2 separate regions of the Homo sapiens genome follow, and region 1 is linked to region 2. The links are chromatin loops, found by intact Hi-C in ENCODE. Cell type or tissue: gastrocnemius medialis. All regions are shown on one strand. Links, peaks and the distances in the headings refer to the core of each region. The heading gives the core; the rest is flanking DNA. Region 1 overlaps PATJ (PATJ crumbs cell polarity complex component). Region 2 overlaps PATJ (PATJ crumbs cell polarity complex component).

What was found. Hi-C counts contacts between places; a loop is a spot of excess contacts. Peaks named below come from ENCODE experiments on the same cell type or tissue, not always from the same donor. Only the 100,000 strongest peaks of a DNase experiment are listed, where the experiment ranks them.
Region 1: a loop joins it to region 2, with 2.0 times the contacts of the local background. A loop is called at or near these places in 6 of 110 quality-filtered maps.

What each region holds. Positions count from the first base shown.
Region 1 is chr1:61,910,425-61,921,039 of GRCh38, reverse strand. PATJ (PATJ crumbs cell polarity complex component) reads right to left here. Exons shown (of 44, transcript NM_001350145.3): 26 at 6,376-6,453. Among named protein-coding and RNA genes, the nearest start is that of MIR12132, 70 kb to the right of the region's middle. In gastrocnemius medialis, for the core only: no CTCF peak of the experiment used is centred there; no DNase peak of the experiment used is centred there; H3K4me3 peaks cover 1,176 bases; H3K27ac peaks cover 4,481 bases.
Region 2 is chr1:62,064,592-62,075,206 of GRCh38, reverse strand. All of the region lies in intron 31 of PATJ (PATJ crumbs cell polarity complex component), which reads right to left. It also overlaps the pseudogene RN7SL180P. Among named protein-coding and RNA genes, the nearest start is that of MIR3116-1, 8.9 kb to the left of the region's middle. In gastrocnemius medialis, for the core only: a CTCF peak has its summit at 4,595; a DNase peak (open chromatin) is centred at 6,026; H3K4me3 peaks cover 1,093 bases; H3K27ac peaks cover 4,502 bases.

The sequences.
Region 1 (10,615 bases), core at 1,353-9,352, 150 kb after region 2:
GGAAAAAGGTGCACCTTAAGAATTCCATACAAGAGGCCAGGTGCGGTGGTTCATGCCTGTAATCCCAGCACTTTGGGAGGCTGAGGCGGGTGGATCACCTGAGGTCAGGAGTTCAAGACCAGCCTGGCCAACATGGTGAAACCCCATCTCTACCAAAAATATAAAAATTAGCTGGGCATGGTGGGCATTCCTGTAATCCCAGCTACTCAGGAGGCTGCAGCAGGAGAATCACTTGAACATGGGAGGTGGAGGTTGCATGAGCAGAGATCACTCCACTGCACTCCAGCCTGGGCAACAGAGCGAGACTCTGTCTCAAAAAAAAAAAAAAAAAAAAAAAGAATTCCATACAAGTCTAGATTCACTGAAGTTAAAGACCTGACTTCATTTTATGTGTGTGGCTTAACGAATTCCAACCCAACATGCCAGGCAAATATAAAAAGAAAGTCAACATGGTTTCAGTGATAGTGGGTATATTAGTCCGTTTTCATGCTGCTAATAAAGACATACCTGAGACTGGGAAGAAAAAGAAGTTTAATGGACTTACATTTCCATGAGGCAGGAGAGGCCTCATAATCATGGCGGAAAGCAAGGAGGAGCAAGTCACCTCTTATGTGGATGGTGGCAGGCAAAGAGAGAGAGCTTGTGCAGGGAAACTCCTGGTTTTAAAACCACCAGATCACACTATCACGAGAGTAGCACAGGAAAGACCCGCCCCCATGATTCAATTATCTCCCACCAGGTCCCTCCCACAACACTTGAGAATTCAAGGTGAGATTTGGGTGGGGAGACTGCCAAACCGTATCAGTGGGTGAAACAGATGTTTAAGGTATTACTAAACACTGCCACATATTAATAAAAGGGCCAATTTCCCAAGGATGATATAAAAATTTTAAACTTGGATGTACTTAATAAATTAACTTGAAAACATGTGAAATAAAAACTAAAAATACACAAAAAACAGACTAATTTTAGTATCAAAAGGGGCAATCATTAGGTTATGCTAACAAAAAAAATCAGTAAGTATAAGAAATCGGAATAACTCAAATAGTTAGTTTGATCTATCAACTTTTTATAAAAACCTGTACTCAATAACTAAATAATAGCTATCCTTTTTAATCACAAATATAACATTTCATAATAACTATGTACTAGGCCATTAAAAACATGTCTCAACCAATGTCAAAGAATTAATATTACATACACAACAATCTCTGATTATAGCTAAATTAGAAAATAAGAACAAAAAGATTTTAAAAAATATTCATGTGGAAACTTCAAAATATATTTCTAAATACATTTTGGGTCAAAGAGAAATCACATTGGAGCCTAAAACAAAAACAAAAACAAACAAACAAACAAAAAACCCTTAGTACCAAAAAACAGAAATTCAATTTAAAATTTTAGAATGTAGTAAACAGGAACTTAGCAAAACTTAGGCTAGAGGCAGTGGCTCAAACCTGTAACCCCAGCATTTTGGGAGGCTGAGGTAGGCAGATTGCTTTAGCCCAGAAGTTTGAGATCAGCCTGCGCAACATGGCAAAACCTCATCTCAAAAAAAAATACAAAAAACTAGCTGGGCGTGGTGGTGCGCGTCAGTGGTCTCAGCTACTTGGGAGGCTCAGATGGGAGGACTACTGGCAGTGAGGTTGCAGTGAGCCATGATTGCCCCACTGCACTCCATCCTGGGCAACAGAGTAAGGGCTGTGTCTCCAAAAAAAAAAGAAAAAGAAAGAAAAAATTTATAACCTTAAATGATTATTTTAGACAAGAAAGAAAGTAGAAAATAAATAATCTCTGCATTTAACTAAAGATTATTAAGGGGTGAAAAAGGGGAATGAATTCAAACAAGGAAGTAAGGCAATATAAAGATGAGAACAAAATTAATTAAGCAGAAAAAAGATATAACAGATAAGACGAACACACTTCAAAAGGTAATTCTTCAGAAAAAAAAATTAAATGAAAAATTACTTTCAAGATTAATCAAGAAAAAGATATAGCAAATAATTACCAATTTTATTTTTTACAATTTATTTTTCATTATTATTTGTTTTATTTTATTTTTTACTTTTTAAAAATTTTTTTGAGACAGGGTTTTGCCCTGTCCCCTAGGCTGGAGTGCAGTGGTGTGACCATGGCTCACTGCGGCCTTCCCTGGCTCAAGTGATCCTCCCAGCTCAGCCTCCCAAGTAGCTGGGACTACAGGTGCACACCACCACACCCAGCTAATATTTTATATTTTGTAGAGACAGGGTCTTCCCAGGTTGCCCAGGCTGGTCTTGGAACTTCTGGGCTAAAGCAATCCTCCTACTTAGGCCTCCTAAAGTTCTGGGATTACAGGAGTGAGCCACCAGGCCTGGCCATAATTACCTATTTCAGAATGAAAAAGAACTACTATGAATGGAGCAGAGATGATTAAAGTTAAGAGAAATGGCTGGGCACGGTGGCTCAGGCCTGTAATCCTAGCACTTTGAGAGGCGGAGGTGGGCAGATTGCCTGAGCTCAAGAGTTCAAGACCAGCCTGGGCAACACGGTAAGACCCATCTCTACTAAAAAATATACAAAAATTTAGCCAGGCATGGTGGCGCATGCCTGTAATCCCAGCTACTCGGGAGGCTGAGGCATGAGAATCACTTGAATCTGGGAGGCGGAGGTTGCAGTGAGCTGATGCCATGCCACTTCACTCCAGCCTGGGTGACACAGCAAGACTGTCTCCAAAAAAAAAAAAAAAAAAAGAATACACAAACAACTTTATGCCAACAAATGTAAAAAACTTAGGTGATATTAATATTCCTACAAAAGTCAATGACCAAAAATGACTAGGAGAAATAGAAAATCCAAATGATTCAATAACTATTAAAGAACTAAATCAGTATTTAAAATTTTTCCCACATAGAAAACACAGGCCCACAACGGCTTCATAGGGTAGCTTGACTAAAGATTGAAGGAATTGATAATGTTTTCTTTCTTTCTTTTCTTTTTTTTTTTTTTGAGACAGAGTCTCGCTCTGTCGTCCAGGCTGGAGTGCAGTGGCGCCATCTTGGCTCACTGCAACCTCCACCTCCCAGGTTCAAGTGATTCTCCTGCCTCAGCCTCCCAAGTAGCTGAGATTACAGGTGCACGCCACCAGGCCCAGCTAATTTTTGTATTTTTAGTAGAGACGGGGTTTCGCCATGTTGGTCAGGCTGGTCTTGAACTCCTGACCTTGTGATTCGCCCACGTTGGCCTCCCAAAGTGCTAGGATTGCAGGCATGAGCCACCACACCTGGCCAATAATTTCTTTTTTTATACAAACTCTCAGAGAACTTAAAAGAACACATGCTCCTACCGATCATTTTAGTAGTTTACCATAACCAAAGCCAGATAGGACAGTATATAAATGAAAATTTCCAGGCAAATCTCACTCATGACCATGGATGGAAAAATCCTAAAATAAATATCAGCAATGGGGAAAAACAAAACAAAACAAATAAATTGCATTCCAGTAATTCAAGATTGGTTCAACATTCTGAAATCTATTAATATAATTTACTACATTAAAGGATTCAAGGAGAAAAAAATTTATAGATGCACATACTTCTTTCACTGGAGATTAGTAATATATCTGATTAAATTCAATGCCAGTGCCATTCATGGTAAAAATTCTTAGCAAAGTAGGAATGAAAGAGAGTATTTCCTTAACCTGATTGAAGCCACCTTTGCAAAAATTATAACTGTCAGAAAACTATGGCAGTGAAAGAGACCTGACCTAACCAACTCCATCTTGCCTTTAACCTCCAATATCTTGGCCTTGTTCATCCCTGTGCATAGGCCAAGCTGACCATAGGAGGAATTTAGTTTATAGTTAAACTTTGGAACAAAGATGGTAACAGCTCTTTTCCAAAACAAACCCCCTACTTGCCTAGGGACCAGACCATCTTTGCAAAACCAACAAATTAGCCACAAGATTAGAAATTATGGTTTAGGAGTCATGCAGTCAGAAGCCACACGATTCCTAACCTCCTCAGTTGCTTCCATGGATAATGTTACTATTATAAAAACTAAGATTAGTGTTTAAGGTATTTTCCAGACTCTGTATTCTGATGGATCAGCCGACGTACCCAGACTGGTAAACTGACTTCTCTGGTCTTCTGCCTCACCTCCCCCAAGGAACTGACTCAGCACAAGAGGACAGTTTTGGACTCCCTATGATTTCATCACCAACCAAACTAATCAGCATTCCCCATTCCCTACCCCCAAAACTATCTTTGAAAGAAGACTCTAGCCTCCAAATTTTCAGGGAGGCTGATTCAAGTAATAATACAATTCCGGTCTCCCATTTAGTCAACTCTGTATGCATTAAACTCTTTCTCTACTGCAATTCCCCTGTCTTGATAAATCGACTGCATTTGGGCAGTGGGTAAGATGAACCCATCAGACAGTTACATGACAGATTATCTACAAATACCTACAGTACATCATATTCAACAGTGAAATATTAAAAGCTTTTCCTTAAATATCAGGAAGAAAAATGACAAGAATGTTAGCTATCATTACTTCTACTAAACACAGTACTGGAGGTCTTAGCAGATACAATAAAATGAGAGAAAGAAAGATTGGAAAGGGAAAAAGAAAATTACCTTATTCCAAAGAGTTTATTATTTATTATATGTATAGAAAATCCAAAAATAAAAATCTACATAGAATAAGAATTTGAGATTCATATTCTTATTAAAAATATCATATATACACACATATATATATGGAGCAGACACACAAAGACACTAAAAGGTTCTATATGAAATGTTTAATAAGTTTATCTTTAGGTGGTAGGTTTATATTTTTATTTTTTTGTTTCACCATTATGGTTTTCCCAGTATTCTCCACTAGATTATTGTATGTTTTAAAAGAATAATGTTACAAGATGTCAAATAAATATATAAAAGTCAATTTTATGTCTACATACTAGAAACAAACAGAAAACACAGTTTAAAGAGATATCATTAAATAGCAAAATAAAATACCTAGGAATAAATCAAGATTTCAGTATCTTTTTAAAGAAAATTATAGGCCAGGCGCAGCAGCTCATGCCTGTAATCCAAGCACTTTGGGAGGCCGAGGCAGGTGGATCACAATGTCAAGAGATCGAGACCATCCTGGCCAACATGGTGAAACCTTGTCTCTACTAAAAATACAGAAATTAGCTGGGCATGGTGGCACATGCCTGTAATCCCAGCAACTTGGGAGGCTGAGGCAGGAGAATCCCTTGAACCCAGGAGGTGGAGGTTGAAGTGAGCCAAGATCACGCCACTGCACTCTGGCCTGGCGACTGAGCAAGACTCTGTCTCCCAAAAACAAAAAAAAAAAAGAAAGAAAAGAAAATTATAAAAATTAATTAAAAGAAATAAAAGAATTTAACAAATTAAAAAATCATATTAATGGCTTAAAAGTCTCAACATCCAAAAGATATAACTTCTTTCTAAGTTAATCTATAGATTCAACAAAATTCCAACCAAAATCCCAAAAGAAACTTTTGTGGAATTTAATAATCTGATTCTAAATGGATATGGAAAATAAAAATGATATAAATAGTTAAGACATGTCTAAGAAGAAGAAACATATAAAAGAAAGTGCTCTATCAGGAAAAAAGATTGATTACTAGGCTTTAATAATTCCGTCAGTGCAGCATTTGTACTGGGATAGACAAGTTGATCAAATGGAACAAAGAGAAAGCTTAGAAACAGACTCCCCCTTGTAACCTGAGATACAGCAGAGTTGGACTGCAAATCAGTGGGTAAAGGAGGTCTATTTTAAAACAGTGGGACAGTAATTCCCCAAGAGAACAACAAGTTCTCTTGATGAGAAAAAATGAAAATTCATCCCTACTTGACACCACATCTTAAAATAATTTTTAGGTCAACAGATTCTACTTTAATAGAGGTGGGCAAACAGGAATGGAGGATTAATTCTGATTGACAGGAAGGATAGTTTTCTCAGGAGAGATGACCTTTGATGTGGTCCTTAAAGAATGAAAAGGATTCTTATGGGAGAGCAATGTGGGAAATGGACTTCCAGGCGAGAGCAGCAAGATCAAAGTCTCAGTGTGAGAGGCATGTTCTGGGAATGGACAAACAACCAGCCTGTCTGAACAGGAAAGAAATCTATAGACGTTGATGGCTGACTGGCCGTTTATAGTATTTTTGCATCTATGCTGCACCAGGTTTCTGTCCTCCATCCTGGTAAGAACCAGTCATATTTGCAGGGAAAAAAATTATAAATATAGTGCTCCTACAACACTGACACTCATCAAAAAGCCACTTCTATTATAGCCCAGATATGGAAAACAAAAACAAAAACAAAACAAAAACATTTTTTAAATCCTTGAGAGGTTCAAGTTACCTTTTCTTTCTTTTCTTGGGTGTCCTGGTTCTGGTTACCGGTGATTTTGTTGGCCTTGTTATGTACGTTAGGAATGACCTATGGTGACAAAAAAAGGGGTGGGGGGAAGAAAACGTTTAAACGACATAATCATTCCTTTTTTTTCTCTTGACATTCCACAATGGAGAATTTTTTTTCAATCATTACATTTCTGTTTTTTTCTTTTTCTGAGATGGAGATTCGCTCTTGTCACCCAGGCTGGAGTGCAATGGCACAATCTCTGCTCACTGTAACCTCCGCCTCCTGGGTTCAAGCGCTTCTCCAGCCTCAGCCTCCTGAGTAGCTGGGGTAATAGGCGCCTGCCACCACACCCAGCTAATTTTTGTATTTTTAGTAGAGATGGAATTTCACCATGTTGGCCAAGCTGCTCTCAAATACCTGACCTCAGATGATCCGCCCGCCTCAGCCTCCCAAAGTGCTGGGATTACAGGCGTGAGCCACTGAGCCTGGCCTATCATTACATTCCTTAATGTATTTGTTTAAACAGCTAAAATCTTAACTTTGTAACTTCATCTAAAGAGTAAAAGTATGAGAAGTACAATTCAAAGCAAACAATAAAACTTGGAAAGCCTGAGAAGATACATAACTCTAAAATATTATAAAGTTATATATATGCCATCAGGGCATAAAAATGCAGGTTTCTGTACGTAGATCCAGAAGCTGAAGACGAAAAAGACTAAAAACAAGTTCACATACTGACTGTAGTCCAAACATCACATTTTGCAAGATAGAGTTTTAGGGGTGATCTAATTAATTATCCAAGAACATAGGATAACACATCTGTTTGACAGATTTACCTTATTCATCATTGTACCCCCAGTTCAAGCATGTTATCTCCCACACTGTGTGTACTCAATATTCCACTATCACTATTAGCATAAGGAGGAATTAACAAATCTATTCCCACCACTGAATAAGCTTAATGAGAGTAGAACTCAGTGTTATTTTTCACTATTTCTCTGGTGCTCAGAAATGGCCTAATACATAGCTGTACATAATAAATGTTTATAAATGAACGAACCAGTTTAATTTTATAAAAAGAAGCTCCTCAAAGAGCTAGCACAGATAATCTTGGCATAAAATCTGGTGAGAGACATGAAGATTAAAAGAAAAAAATAGACCAAGTATAGTGGCTCATATCTGCAATCCCAGCACTTTGAGAGGCTAAGGCAGGAGGATCGCTGGAGTCCAGGAGTTTGAGACCAGCCTGGACAACAAAGGGAGACTCCATCTCTACAAAAATTTACAAATTAGCTGGGTGTGTTGGCGTGCGCCTGTAATCCCAGATACTTGTGGGGCTGAGGTCGAGGCTACAGTGAGCCACAATTGCACCACTGAACACCAGCCTGGGTGACAGGGCAAGATCCTGATTCAAAAAATACATAAATAAATTAAAAAGAAAAAGACAAAAAAAAACTCCTTGCTCAGGAAATTAAAAGACTGCCTGCCTGGAGATAATTAAAAACAAAACAAAAAGCCCATTTTCCCCTAAATGCAATTTAAGATTAAATTTTCATTTTTAATATAGAATGTAAATAAAGTTTAGAATGAGAAAGTCTCAGAAACGTGTCATTTACGTAAAAAACAACAGTAACGATACACTAACATATATACAGTGCTATGTGAAGAGGCACTGTGCTACTAGTAACCTAATATTTCTATCTCTGTTTAATACATATAACAACCTAAGACAGATTTCAAAGACTGGTGGGGTTTACAGGCATGTGTTCCTTGTCCTGAAGAATCTTAAACAAAACACTTTGCCTCCCTGACAAGTCAGAAACTATCTGCCCACACTACTACTTTCTCCCATAGAAAAACTAGCTGATGCTAAATAGAAGCTTTGGGATGAGACAGAATGTCAGCTGCCACTCACAATGTTTACGCTGCCTTCCCTCCCCTCCCCTCCTCTCTACCTTCCCCTCCCCTCTTCCCTCCCCTCCCCTCCCCTCCCTCCCTCCCTTCCTTCCCTCCCTCTCTCTCTCTTTCTTATCTTTCTTTCTTTCATTGGTTTGTTCATTCGTTGAGACAGAGTCTCACTCTGTCACCCAGGCTGGAGTGCAGTGGCCACTGCAGTGCAGTCTTGGCTCACTGCAACCTGTGTCTCCCAGGTTCAAGCAATTCTTGTGCCTCATTCCCAAGTAGCTGAGGTTACAAGTGTAAACCACCGCACTCAGCTACTTTTTCTATTTTTAATAGAGACAGGGTTTCACCATGTTGGCCAGGCTGGTCTCCAACTCCAGACCTCAAGTGATCCTCTCACCTCAGCCTCCGAAAGTGCTGGGATTACAGGCGTGAGCCACTGCGCCCAGCCCACTGTTTTTCAAATAGCAGAGAAATGTTCTTCTGTACATATATCTTTAGCAAAATTTAGAAGACAAAATGCTCAATGAGACTCCACCTTTCAGGAAAACAGAAGACTGTATTTCTCGTGAAAGTAAAAATATATTTATAGGTGATTAATATGCAAAATGTTCATGTGTCAAAAAAAGTAGGTACCCTTATAGAACAATGGTATTGGTAAGCACAACTGGAATACAGGAAGAAAGAAAGCAACACGTGATGATAAACATAATGAGCTGAAGATATCCAATTTTTTAATATAAAAATATATATATATTAATATAGAATGAAAATAAAGTTTAGAATAAATGAGAAAGTCTCAGAAATGTGTCATTTATGTAAAAAAACAGCAGTAATGATACATTAACATATATACAGTGCTATGTGAAGAGGCACTGTGCTAGTACCTAATATTTCTATCTCTGTTTAATACATATAACAACCTAAGTCAGATTTCAAAGACTGGTGGGGTTTACAGGCATGTGTTCCTTGTCCTGAAGAATCTTAAACAAAACACTTTGCCTCCCTGACAAGTCAGAAACTATCTGACTTGTCATATATATGATATATATATATATATATATATAAAAATATATAGATGATGGAATTTCTGTGAAGTGCAGTTATGTTATTAAGTGGAAAAAATTACCTTACAGAAAAACTTTCTATGGGCCTTACTCTCAAATAAGTATTTGCCAAGTACATCCAAGTAGATACACACATTTTTCCAGAAGGCTGAAAATACACTTGAGAAAGTCAGGGTAAGAAGATTTAAAAGGTGTATTGGTGGCTAGGTGCGGTGGCTCACTTTGGGAGGCCGAGGTGGGCGGATCACGAGGTCAGGAGTTCGAAACCAGCCTGACCAACATGGTGAAACCTCATCTCTACTAAAAATACAAAAATTAGCTGAGCGTGGTGGCATGCACCTGTAATCCCAGCTACTCAGGAGGCTGAGGCAGAAGAATTACTTGAATCCGGGTGGCGGAGGTTGCAGTGAGCTGAGATCACACCACTGCATTCCAGCCTGGGCGAAGAGCGAGACTCTGTCCCAAAACAAACAAACAAACAAAAAACAACAACAAAAAAAACCCAAGAAAGTGTACTGGTGATGCTCCTAAGGCAGCTGATAATGCACACAGATAAAAACAACCGCTCAATTCATAGTGTTGAGGAGAATGTTTATGTGACCAAGGTACTTTTAGACATCACCTTTGATGGGCACAACATTAGAAAATGACTTATTTTGGGGGTTTTAAGGAAAGTTCAAAATTTAATGTAAACTAGATAAAAATGATTAAGCATTGCCTATATTTTCTATTTCTGGATAATCAGTACTACTTGCAATAATAAGTAAACCAAAGACAGCACCATTTTACAAAGACATGAAACTTGATTCTCCTTTCATTTGCCTCACTCAATAAGAATCACTTTGCCCTGTCCAGGTGCAGTGGCTCATGCTTGTAATCCCAACACTTTGGGAGGCCAAGGCAGGAGGATTACTTGAGCCTGGAGTTCAAGACTTGCCTGAGGAATAAGGGGAGACCCTGTCTGCGGGAAAAAAATCAAAAACTAGCTGGGCATGGTGATCCATGCCTGTGGTCCCAGCCACTTGGGAGGCTGAACTGGGAAGATTGCTTGAGCCAAGGAGATCGGGGCTTCAGTGAGTCATGATTGTGCCACTGCACTCAGCCTGGGTGACAGAATAAGACCCTGTCTCCAAAAAAAAAAAAAAAAAAAAAAAAAAAAGAGTCACTTTGCCCTATAAACAAAGTTGAAAATGGAACAAGTCATGGACATGGTAATTAACATCATCAATGGGATATGCTCCCTTGGCTAGAACCACAGATGGTTCAATGCC
Region 2 (10,615 bases), core at 1,012-9,011:
ATGATGCCCACTGACCTCTGGGCCATTTCTCTTTGGAAGCTGCAGAAAGGACTTAAAATCACTTTCCCAAAGGAGAATAATTTAGATGTTTAGGTGCTCATTGTTCTGCAAGAAGAAGAATGTAAGATGATATTTAGGATTCGCCCTAGCTCTAAAATTCTATGGTTGTAATATTTTAGAGATGTTTGATATGTGCTTGAGGTAGGTGGGAGTATATGAAGTTTTGTTTGTGTGTTTGTTTTTGAGACAGAGCCCTGGTCTGTCATCCAGGCTGGAGTGCAGTGCTGTGATCTCAGCTCACTGCAACCTCCGCCTCCTGGGTTCAAGTGATTCTCCTGCCTCAGCCTCCTGAGTAGATGGGATTACAGGCAGCTGCCACCACGCCTGGCTAATTTTGGTATTTTTAGTAGAGATGAGGTTTTGCCATGTTGGCCAGGCTGGTCTCGAACTCCTGACCTCAGGTGATCCACCCGTTTCAGCCTCCCAAAGTGCTGGGATTACAGGCATGAGCCACTGTGCCCAGCCGGGAGTATATAAAGTATTAATACCTTAATGTATTTGCAAACACATTCAAGCAAAACCTGCTTTTAAATTTAAAAATTATAATTGGCCAGATGCAGTAGCTCACAACTATAATCCCAACATTTTGGGAGGCTGAGGTGCGAGGACTGCTTGAGCCCAGGAGTTTGAGGTTAGAGTGAGCTATGATTGCACTACTGTACTCCAGCCTGGGTAACAGAGTAAGACCCTGACTCTTAAAAAAAAAATTGCTTAAAGGTTTTCAGTTGAACTGAATTTGGTTATTTTTAAGGTTCATTCTGTATCTATTTTTTTTTTAATTTTATTATTATTATACTTTAAGTTTTAGGGTACATGTGCACAACGTGCAGGTTTGTTACATATGTATACATGTGCCATGTTGGTGTGCTGCACCCATTAACTTGTCATTTAGCATTAGGTATATCTCCTAATGCTATCCCTCCCCCCTCCCCCCACTATTTTTTTTAATTTGGGTTTTCAGCATATAATTTTACAGAATTTTCAAAGGCATTTTCTTTGGCAATGTTTGAAATATATATTTCCTGTAAACTCTAGTAATCTATAGTTTCTTAAATATAAAAATAGCTAACACAGTAATAATGTATACATTTTAGACACATAAAAACATAGATTAGTACACAGATATGAAAATCTGGAGTTAAAAAAAGCAAGGAAAAAGCTCAACAGCAACAAAAGTATAAAAATGTGATAAAAGTTTATAGTTCTTTAAGAGAAGTGAAATTCAAATGTAAGGAACACTGAAGTTATTTTATAGAAATTCTTCCATTTGTAATTTTTATTTCTAATATTGTGTAAGACATGGTGCTCTCAGAAATTTTTTTGGAGATGGAGTCTCAGTATATCGCTTAGGCTGGTCTGGAATTCCTGGGCTCAAGCAAGCCTTCTGCCTCAGCTACCTGAGTAGCTGGGACTACAGGTATGCACCACTGTGCCTGGCTAGATAGAATTTATTTAAGTGCAAGGGTGTTTTCAGGGATACCCTTTTATTATTTATTTATTTATTTATTTATTTAAAGACAGCGTCTCACTCTGTCACCCAGGCTGGAGCGCAGTGGTGCAATCTTGGCTCATTGTAACCTCTGCCTCCCAGGTTCAAGTGATTCTCAGGCCTCAGCCTCCTGAGTAGCTGAGACTACAGGCATGCACCACATCTGGCTAATTTTTGTATTTTTGGAAGAGATTTTTGTATTTTTAGCAGACTTGCTATGTTGGCCAGTCTGGTCTGGAACTCCTGACCTCAAGCAATCTGCCTGCCTTGGCCTCCCAAAGTGGTGGGATTACAAGCATGAGCCACCATGCCCAGCCAGGGATGCCCTTTTAAGCATCTGTTTAGGGGGTTGGGACAGAGAGGTGAACACAAGATATTTGCATCAACTTGCACAGAATCAATGATACAGTTGTGGCTTGATTTCAGGTTGCATGACACTCCACAACCTCCTGTCAAGTAATAAAAGATCTGATCTCATTGCAATCACCTCCTTTTCTTTTGGAACCCGGTCTATAACGCACGCAACCCCAGAAGAGCAAAACCTAAAGTACAAGTTATGTACATTGTCAGGTGGGTATTCCAGTGCCTTCTGCTGATCTGCCACCATGCCCTGACCAATCACCTGGGACATGTCTTCCTGAAATGTAAAAGACACAACCAATTAGCAGCATTGGAGGGCTCAACCGCACTTTCCAATTTCAGCAGTTAGTACATTTAATTGGGCTTCAGTCTACTACAAAAATGACCAAAACACTGGGCAAAAAAGTTTCATTCACCCACTGGACTAACTCTTAGAAATGAACACAGCCTTGTCATTTCCAAATGTTTTTTCAGCCCTTTCAGATCTGTGAGGCCTTAGACCTATCAGATTTCTTTTCTTTTTCTTTTTCTTCTTTTTTTTTTTTTTTTTTAAATAAAAGACAGGGTCTTTTTATGTTGCTGCTGGAGCGCAGTGTGTTCTTCACAGGCATGATCTCACTGCTAATCAGCACAGGGGTTTTCACCTGCTCTGTTTCTGACCTGGGCTGGTTCACCCCTTTTTAGGCATCTTGGTGGTCCCTCCTCCCAGGAGGTCACCATATCGATACCGAACTTAGTGTGGACACCCAATTGGCAGAGCTCGTTATAGCGTCAAACTTCTGGGCTCAAGTGATCCTCCTGTCTCAGCCTCCTGAGTAGCTGGGACTACACGAGCAACAACACACTCGGCCAGATATCCTTTGATGGTCATTCCAGCCAGAGTTTTTTCTTTTTCGTTACACTAATATCCCTATAAAACTATCTGTTCAGGGCTCAAATCCTGAACTAGAGTTTTTTCCCCTTAAGACATTCAATTAGAATTAAAAAACAAAAAAACAAAAACAAAAAAAACCACGGCTACAGAAAATACTGGGGGATAAAGGTAAGTTAGCTCTAAACCCCACGGAGGAGTGCAGAATCCAGACTTGGGAGAATCCAAACTGCCTAAACACGTGGAAAGTGAAGCATAGCGAAAGGGCAGTTTATTAACTGAAATAAATAATAACACCAATAAATTGACCAGAATGTTTATGTCTGCCTCCCATCATATCCTATTTTTTTTTTAATAGGCACATTTTCAGGGGAAATTATCATACGATGGTTTACTTTAAGGCATAAATTCCTGCAACTGGGTTTGGACAAAGCAGGGAACAGGAGAGACTGGTTTGGATAGGAGAAAGCATGGGTTTACTCTGTCTCTTGGTAACGTCTGAGAGACACCCAGGTGGTGAGGTGTAGTACACAGACAGCAGGTAGGTAAGCTGATCTGGAAGGTAGGGATAACTTGTATAATGAATGGAATGTTAGGAGTCTGTGATCCTAGCTCTTCAACTTAAGAGTTCTGCAAACCTGGCCGGGCGCAGTGGTTCACGCCTGTAATCCCAGCACTTTGGGAGGCCAAGGTGGGGGCGGTGGATCACCTGAGGTCAGGAGTTCGAGACCAGCCTGGCCAATATGGCAAAACCCCGTCTGTACTAAAAATACAAAAATTAGCTGGGTGCCTGTAATCCCAGTTACTCGGGAGTCTGAGGCAGAAGAATTGCTTTTACCTGGGGAGGCGGAGGTTGCAGTGAGCTGAGATTGCACCACTGCACTCCAGCCTGGGTGACAGAGCAAGATTCTGTCTCAAAAAAAAAAAAAAAAAAAAGTGATCTACAAACCTGAACAGGTTATTTGCCCTCTTCAAGCCTTAATTTCCCCATCCATAAAATGGAAAAAAATAAAAGTAGCTATAATTTCAGGATGCTGAAAAGATTAAATGAAGTAATACATGAGCACCCTTAGCAACACACCTGGCAATTAATAATATTTACTAAAGATGCTAATGATGATAGTAAATGGAATTGGGCTATGGTAGCCCCATGTTCCTAAATGCACTACAGGGGACTAGTGCAGAGCCCAGAACATGCACCCATAACCACGGTGCTAAGAGTCTTGGAAGCGACCTAGAAAGGACACTTTTCTCCTGTAGGAAATGCTGGAGGCAATTTTTAGAGTAAGTAAGACTAACTTACCTTTGTATCTCACAGTATTTTCTGTAACTGGTTTTTGTTTGTTTGTTTTTTGCTTTTAATTGAATCTGACATCCCCTGCCTCGGGTCTCTTTCCTAGGCATGTTCACACAGCCTTTCTTCACCAGGCTCCCATTCGATGTATAACAATACAATAGATAGTGACCAAGTTATGCCCAGCTGTTCATTGTTATTAGATTCAGTTACAATCTCATCCTATGTCCTTAATTCCCCATTGGTTTACAACCTGAAAGATTTAACCCCAGTAAGCACTATCCTGAGACTGGAGCCTAGGTCTCCTGGATGACCATGCCTACACTTAGCTGCCTACTTTCTAACTGATTTTTGGGGGGCCAGACTTATCTCACTCATTCAGATTCTCTTTAATTTTCCCCTTCTATGAGAAAGATCCTAGGACTGCTCCCCTGCCCTTTATAAATTTTGCTTCTAAACAGATGATATGATATAAAATGAACTAAAAAAATTACCTCCTCTTGTAATTCTTCCCTTAGCCCCTGGGTGGTGCCCCTTCCACAAGATGAACCAATGAATTTTATCACTTATTTGCAAGATTATATTGTATCTTTTTATGTATGTGTCTCCCATATCTTAATATGATCGACTTTGTCTTATTTCTTTCTTCAACATATGGCAGAATAGAATATGGGCTTTATAAAGTGTTAGTGCTGAGTGAATCAAAGTTCGGGAACTTAAATCTTAAATGCACCCACGTGGATTTGAGAACCAGCCATGAAAGGAAGGTCACACAGTGAAGATGACTCTGTGGCCTTTACTTTAAAGGATCACACTTGAAAAGAGAGAAAAAAGACGTGAAAAGGTCAATAAGGCTCATGGGAATTTTTAGAGGAAAAACTCTAACCTGCCTCGTAAACAGAAACTATTGGTGTTACTCCTACCAGTGTGTATCAAATGGCCTTAGGAGGAGCAAAAGTAAGTGCCTCTGTTTGAAAATGATATTGTAGATCTGCAATTCGACCTTGGTTTCAACCCCAATTAACCAGCAGTGGGACAAAGGACCTGACTTCCCAAACTACAGGTTTAAAAATCCAATTTGCACATCACATGGAAGAAGTACTAATTTGGTTTTATTCTTCCTTATCATTTGAACTTTTTAGAAAAAAGAAATGGCACTGGAATAACAGCCAGATAATCTGGGTTCAGACTTGTTCTGCTACTTACTAGCAGTAATAGTGTTTGGAAACCTTCATTTTTTTATTAAGAATGCAATAACTGCTACCTGAATAAGGGGTTGTGAGCAAAGTTGAATTCAATACATGCTTACTGAGCACCTACTACATGCCAGCACAAACAAAAAGAAAAACAGAGGAGCCCTTGCCCTGAGCACATTTACAGACCTAGTGAGACAGATGTTAAAGAAATAATCATAGAAATGAATACAACTGAATGGTAGATGCGTGAAGGTGTGTGGTGGGTAGCAGGAGCCTGAAGTGTCAGTTTCCTTCCTTTTTTCTTGTCCTCAAAAATGTAGAAGGAATAGATGAGAAAACTGGATTTCTGAAAAGCATCTGGTCTGACGCACTGTCTCATTTCTTATATTGATTACTCTTAAACATCCGAGCCAAGGGATGGAGCTGGTACGTGATGATGATGAAAATTATGACAGCTAAAATCTCCTGAGTATGTGCCTGTTACTGAGCTAGGCATATTACCCATTTGTTGGTGTACACAACAGACCTGTGTATTAGGGACAATTATTGCTCTTATAATTATTGCTCTTATAATATAATTGAGGTATAATTATATACCTCAGCAGAGCTGAGGTAACTGCGGCACAGAGAGGCTAAATTATTATTTGCCAAGCCAGAACTTAACTCAGACACATCTTGCTGCAGAGCCCTTGCTCTTAACTGAGTAAACCTTCAGGGAAAGGGAAAGTACTGTTTACCTCCTCCCAGCAACACACGCAAGATTCTTAGCCAGCAATGACATAGTGATTCCGTTTTTAGATCCAATATCAGGTCAGAACAAGTCATGCCTGCTTATTTTAAACTTGGGTTGGGAAAAAAAATCATGGCAGTAGCCACGGCAGTGACCTTGGGTCGCTTTCCTTCATATTTTGTGTTTAAACATGAATTTATAATTTGCTAATTGCCCAATTATTACACAAAAGGAGCTCTTAATGCCTTCAAAACTGAGGTTTGGGGACATTCTAATGTGTTTACTTTGCAAGGGACCCCTAAAAAAGAAGAATGAAGAAATGTTGTAGAAAGGTCATCTCATTTCATGAAATAAACTGATATGACACATTCTGGCAGCATGATGCTATAATCTTCAGCACAGCACTATGAGCTCTGAAAGAAAATGCTTTGTGGGCCAGGAAAATTACTGTGATCAAGTGAAGGAGCTTCTGAAGGGTGGACATAAAAGGCAACACTGGCAATATCCCATATAACAGATGGGTGACATGTCCAGCTGACAATCCCCAAAGCTGGTTGATCTCTGTCCCAAAGCTGGACAATCAAAATGCCCTGTCTCTCTGGCCACAGTAACTGGTCCAAGGGTGGACACTTGAACCACACAAGAATATTCTACGGATTTTCCAAAGTAGACCCAAGGGAAGAGTCAGCTCTTTTCTGGCAGAGAGGCTTAGGAGCTTTGGGCAGCCATACACACATCAGGCTGAAGAAGCACATCTGCAGGAGGAAAGTCAGATAAACAGAGAGAACCCTGGCAGCAGCAGGCCTCTGGTTCCAACCACCTCTGAGGCTAAGTGTCAACCACACGCTGCCTGCAAGTATATGAAAAACAAACAAACTAACTAACAAACAAACAAACCTCTAGCCCTTGAGTAAATTTCTCCTTTTGTCTAAGTAATGTCAAATTGAGATTCTGTCACTTGCAACAAAGAGATCCCTAATTGAAACAGGGTGGAGCCCATCTCTCCCAGAAAATATCCACCAGGATAACAAACTCAGATGCATCCAGGCATCAGGCTGCAAGGGAGCCAACTGAAGGTGAATGACGTGAACTGAGTATAAGACAACAAATTAGGCCAGGCGCGGTGGCTCACGCCTGTAATCCCAGCACTGTGTAAGGCCGAGGTGGGTGGATCACTTGAGTTCAGGAGACTGGCCTAGGGAACACGGTGAAACCCCATCTCTACAAAAAATACAAAAATTAGCCAGCCATGGTGGTGCACACCTGTGGTCCCAGCTACTCAGGAGGCTGAGGTAGGAGGATCGCTTGAGCCCGGGAGGCAGAAGTTGCAGTGAGCTGAGATCGTGCCACTGCACTCCAGCTGGGGTTATAGAGTGAGACCCCATCTCAAAACAAACAAACAGAGATGGTGGTTCAGCCTAAAAGCATTCAAATTTAACAATTCTTAAAATATGCCCATCAGACAAACAACAAACAAACACTAATGTTTACTACTACTTTTGGTCCTTGGGCTTCCATTTTGTAGCTGAAGCTGCCTTTGCAAAATTATGACAGTAAGAGAAATGTGACATAGTTGACTTGATCTAGCTTCTTGACCACCTCACTGTCCTTGATCATTCCTGCATGTAGGCCATAGTAACTCTGGGAGGAATTTAGTGGATAGTTTAACTTGAAAGCAAAGATGATAATAGTCCCCACCTAAAACTAACCCCTTTCTTGCTTAGGGATCAAAAGCTCCTTTTGTAAGAGTAATGAAAGGCCACAAAAATAGGATTATCGGGGCTGGGCGTGGTGGCTCATATCTGTAATCCCAGCACTTTGGGAGGCTGAGGTGGGTGGATCACAAGGTCAGGAGATTGAGACCATCCTGGCTAACATGGTGAAACCCTGTCTCTACTAAAAATACAAAAAAATTAGCCGGGCGTGGTGGCATGTGCCTGTAGTCCCAGCTACTCGTGAGGCTGAGGCAGGAGAATTGCTTGAACCTGGGAGGTGGAGGTTGCAGTGAGCCAAGATTGCACCACTGCACTCCAGCCTGGGTGACACAGCGAGACTCCATCTCAAAAAAAAAAAAAAAAAAAAAGAAAGAATAGGAATTATGAGAGGGGCCTGAACTCTTTGCTAAGAGAGGCATAATTTCTATAATCCCTTGCTGCTCAGGGGTCATATGGCTAGAGGTCACAAGATTTTTGATTTCCCCAATTGTAGATAACATCACTAGTGTAGAACCTAAGGTTGGTTCTTTGAGATATCTTTCAAACTGACCCCACGTGGACTTGTGACTCATGATTCAACTGATCCTGTGGCCCCACCCAGAGGTGGATCAGTAAACAAGGACTGTGTCCACACCTCTATGAATTCACCCCCAACCAATCAGCAGCACCCATTCCCTAGCCCCCTGCCCACCAAACTGTCCATAAAAACCCCAAAGTCTGAGCCTTCAGGGAGACTGAACTCCAGTTCTCCTGTGCATGGGCTGGTCTTGCGTCAATTAAACTCTTTCTTTACTGCAATGCTGTGGTCTCAGTGGGTTGATTTTGTCTGTGCAGTTGGCAGGAGGAATATACTTAAAAAGCCCTTTCCTGGGTCAGTTCCAGCCTAATTCCTACTCATCTAACCACCTGGATTAGGTGAAATCACATTAGCAAAGTTCCCACAGGCCAGGTGTGGTGTCTCCTGCCTGTAATCTCAACACTTTGGGAAGCTGTGGCAGGAAGACTGCTTGAGCCCAGGAGGTCAAAGCTGCAGTGAGCTGTGATCACACCACTGCGTTCCAACCTGGGCGACAGAGTGTGACCCTGTCTCAAAAAAAAAAAAAAGTTCCCACAGCACGTTACCTTGTCCTTCAATAATACTTATTAACCTTAATAATTACTTATTTAAAGTTGGATTCAAATCTTGGCTATGACACTTATTAGTTGAGTGTCTCAGTTTCCTTATCTATAAAATGGGAATAGTAATAGACCAATCTCATATAAGATACAAATTGATGCACTTGGAATAATGCCTATAGAATGCATAGTAAATGCCATGAAAGCATTAGCTGCTGTTATCCTCGGCAGTTCTGAAAGCTCCCTGAAGGCAGGATTCTTCACTGTCACTACACCTTGTTTAGTGCAGAGCCTGGGACATAACTGGCCCTCAATACAAACTTGCTTAGTTTCTGAAAGAGAAGGTAGATTTATAGTTCCCTTTGAAAGATAACAAAATCAACACACGTTTTAGATTATAGGCTCTTATTATGTGTGCAAATAAGGCTTCCCAGAAAACCGAAAACTTCATAGACTCAGAGAACAGTGCCCAAGCAGCAGCACTTGTTTCTGAGGAGCAGTGGGATTCTGAAAGGAGGGGATGTGACCGGTGTGAGAAAGTCTGAGTTCTGGGTTCTGAGCCCTGTCATTTTACTTCTCTAAGCCCTGCGTGCTAAAAATTACAATTGTGAGATCACTTTCTCAATTTAGAAAAAATCTGATAAGCAAGTGATTCCTTCTGGGCAAGTTAAATTTCAAGTTGAATCAGTCTCCACATTGGACCAGTTACAGTGGTTGGGAATGAATGTAAGCTAGTAGATATCAAAGCTGTAAATTATTATTTTTTTTGAGACAGAGTCTTACTCTGTCACCCAGGCTGGAGTGCAATGGTGTGATCTTGGCTCACTGCAACCTCTGCCTCCTGAGATCAAGCGATTTGCCTCAGCCTCTCGAGTAGCTGGAATTACAGGCAAGCGCCAACTATGCAGGGCTAATTTTTGTATTTTTAGTAGAGAAGGGGTTTTGCTATGTTGCCCAGGCTGGTCTCAAACTCCTGAAATCAGGTGATCCGCCTGTCTCGGCCTCCCAAAGTGCTGGGATTACAGACATGAGCCACGGCACCCAGCCTAAAGCTATGAATTTGTGTCAAAATTGTGTGCCTACATTTCTGCTGTCTTTGAGTTCATGAGGTTACTTGCTCTGTTACCCTGGTGTCTCTACATTATCTTCATTTACTACAGTGAGAGGAAGAGAATAGAAGAAAAAAACAAAAGCTTTTCTCCAGAGACTTTCCTGAAGGAAGTAGACTTGACTGTAAAACCTACAGCCTTTTTTATCACCAAGAAAGGGAAATTTATCATGTACGCAAATCTCAAGTGGTTTTCAGGAATACAAGAGATAAAGAACAATGAGCTGTGAAAAATGCCACATATTTGAATGCACTTGAACTCTGCCATTGGCAATTTGCATACTGTCACAAAAGAGAAGGCAGTGCTGACTCAGTCACACTTTCTTGCTCCTTAGAGGGAATTCCTAGACTCCTGCTACAGATGTATTTTTTATGTTGCATCTGAAACAGAAAAAAAGGTTTGCACAGTGACATTTGCTCCCAATAGCAAACCAGAAATCCAGCAGTTGATAGAGTGCAAATTGGGGGTAAAAATTGATTTTAAGCATACAGTTCAAGATCTCATATTAAAAATGAGTAGGATATAACACCTGGGAATTCTAGCCTGGAAGTAAGACCAGCAAGAAGCCCATAATCATTAGAAACACATTTTAAGCTGTTTTTTCATACTTGGATACCAGCACTTTAAAAACACTTATGAAGGCCCGGCGCGGTGGCTCATGCCACCCAGCACTTT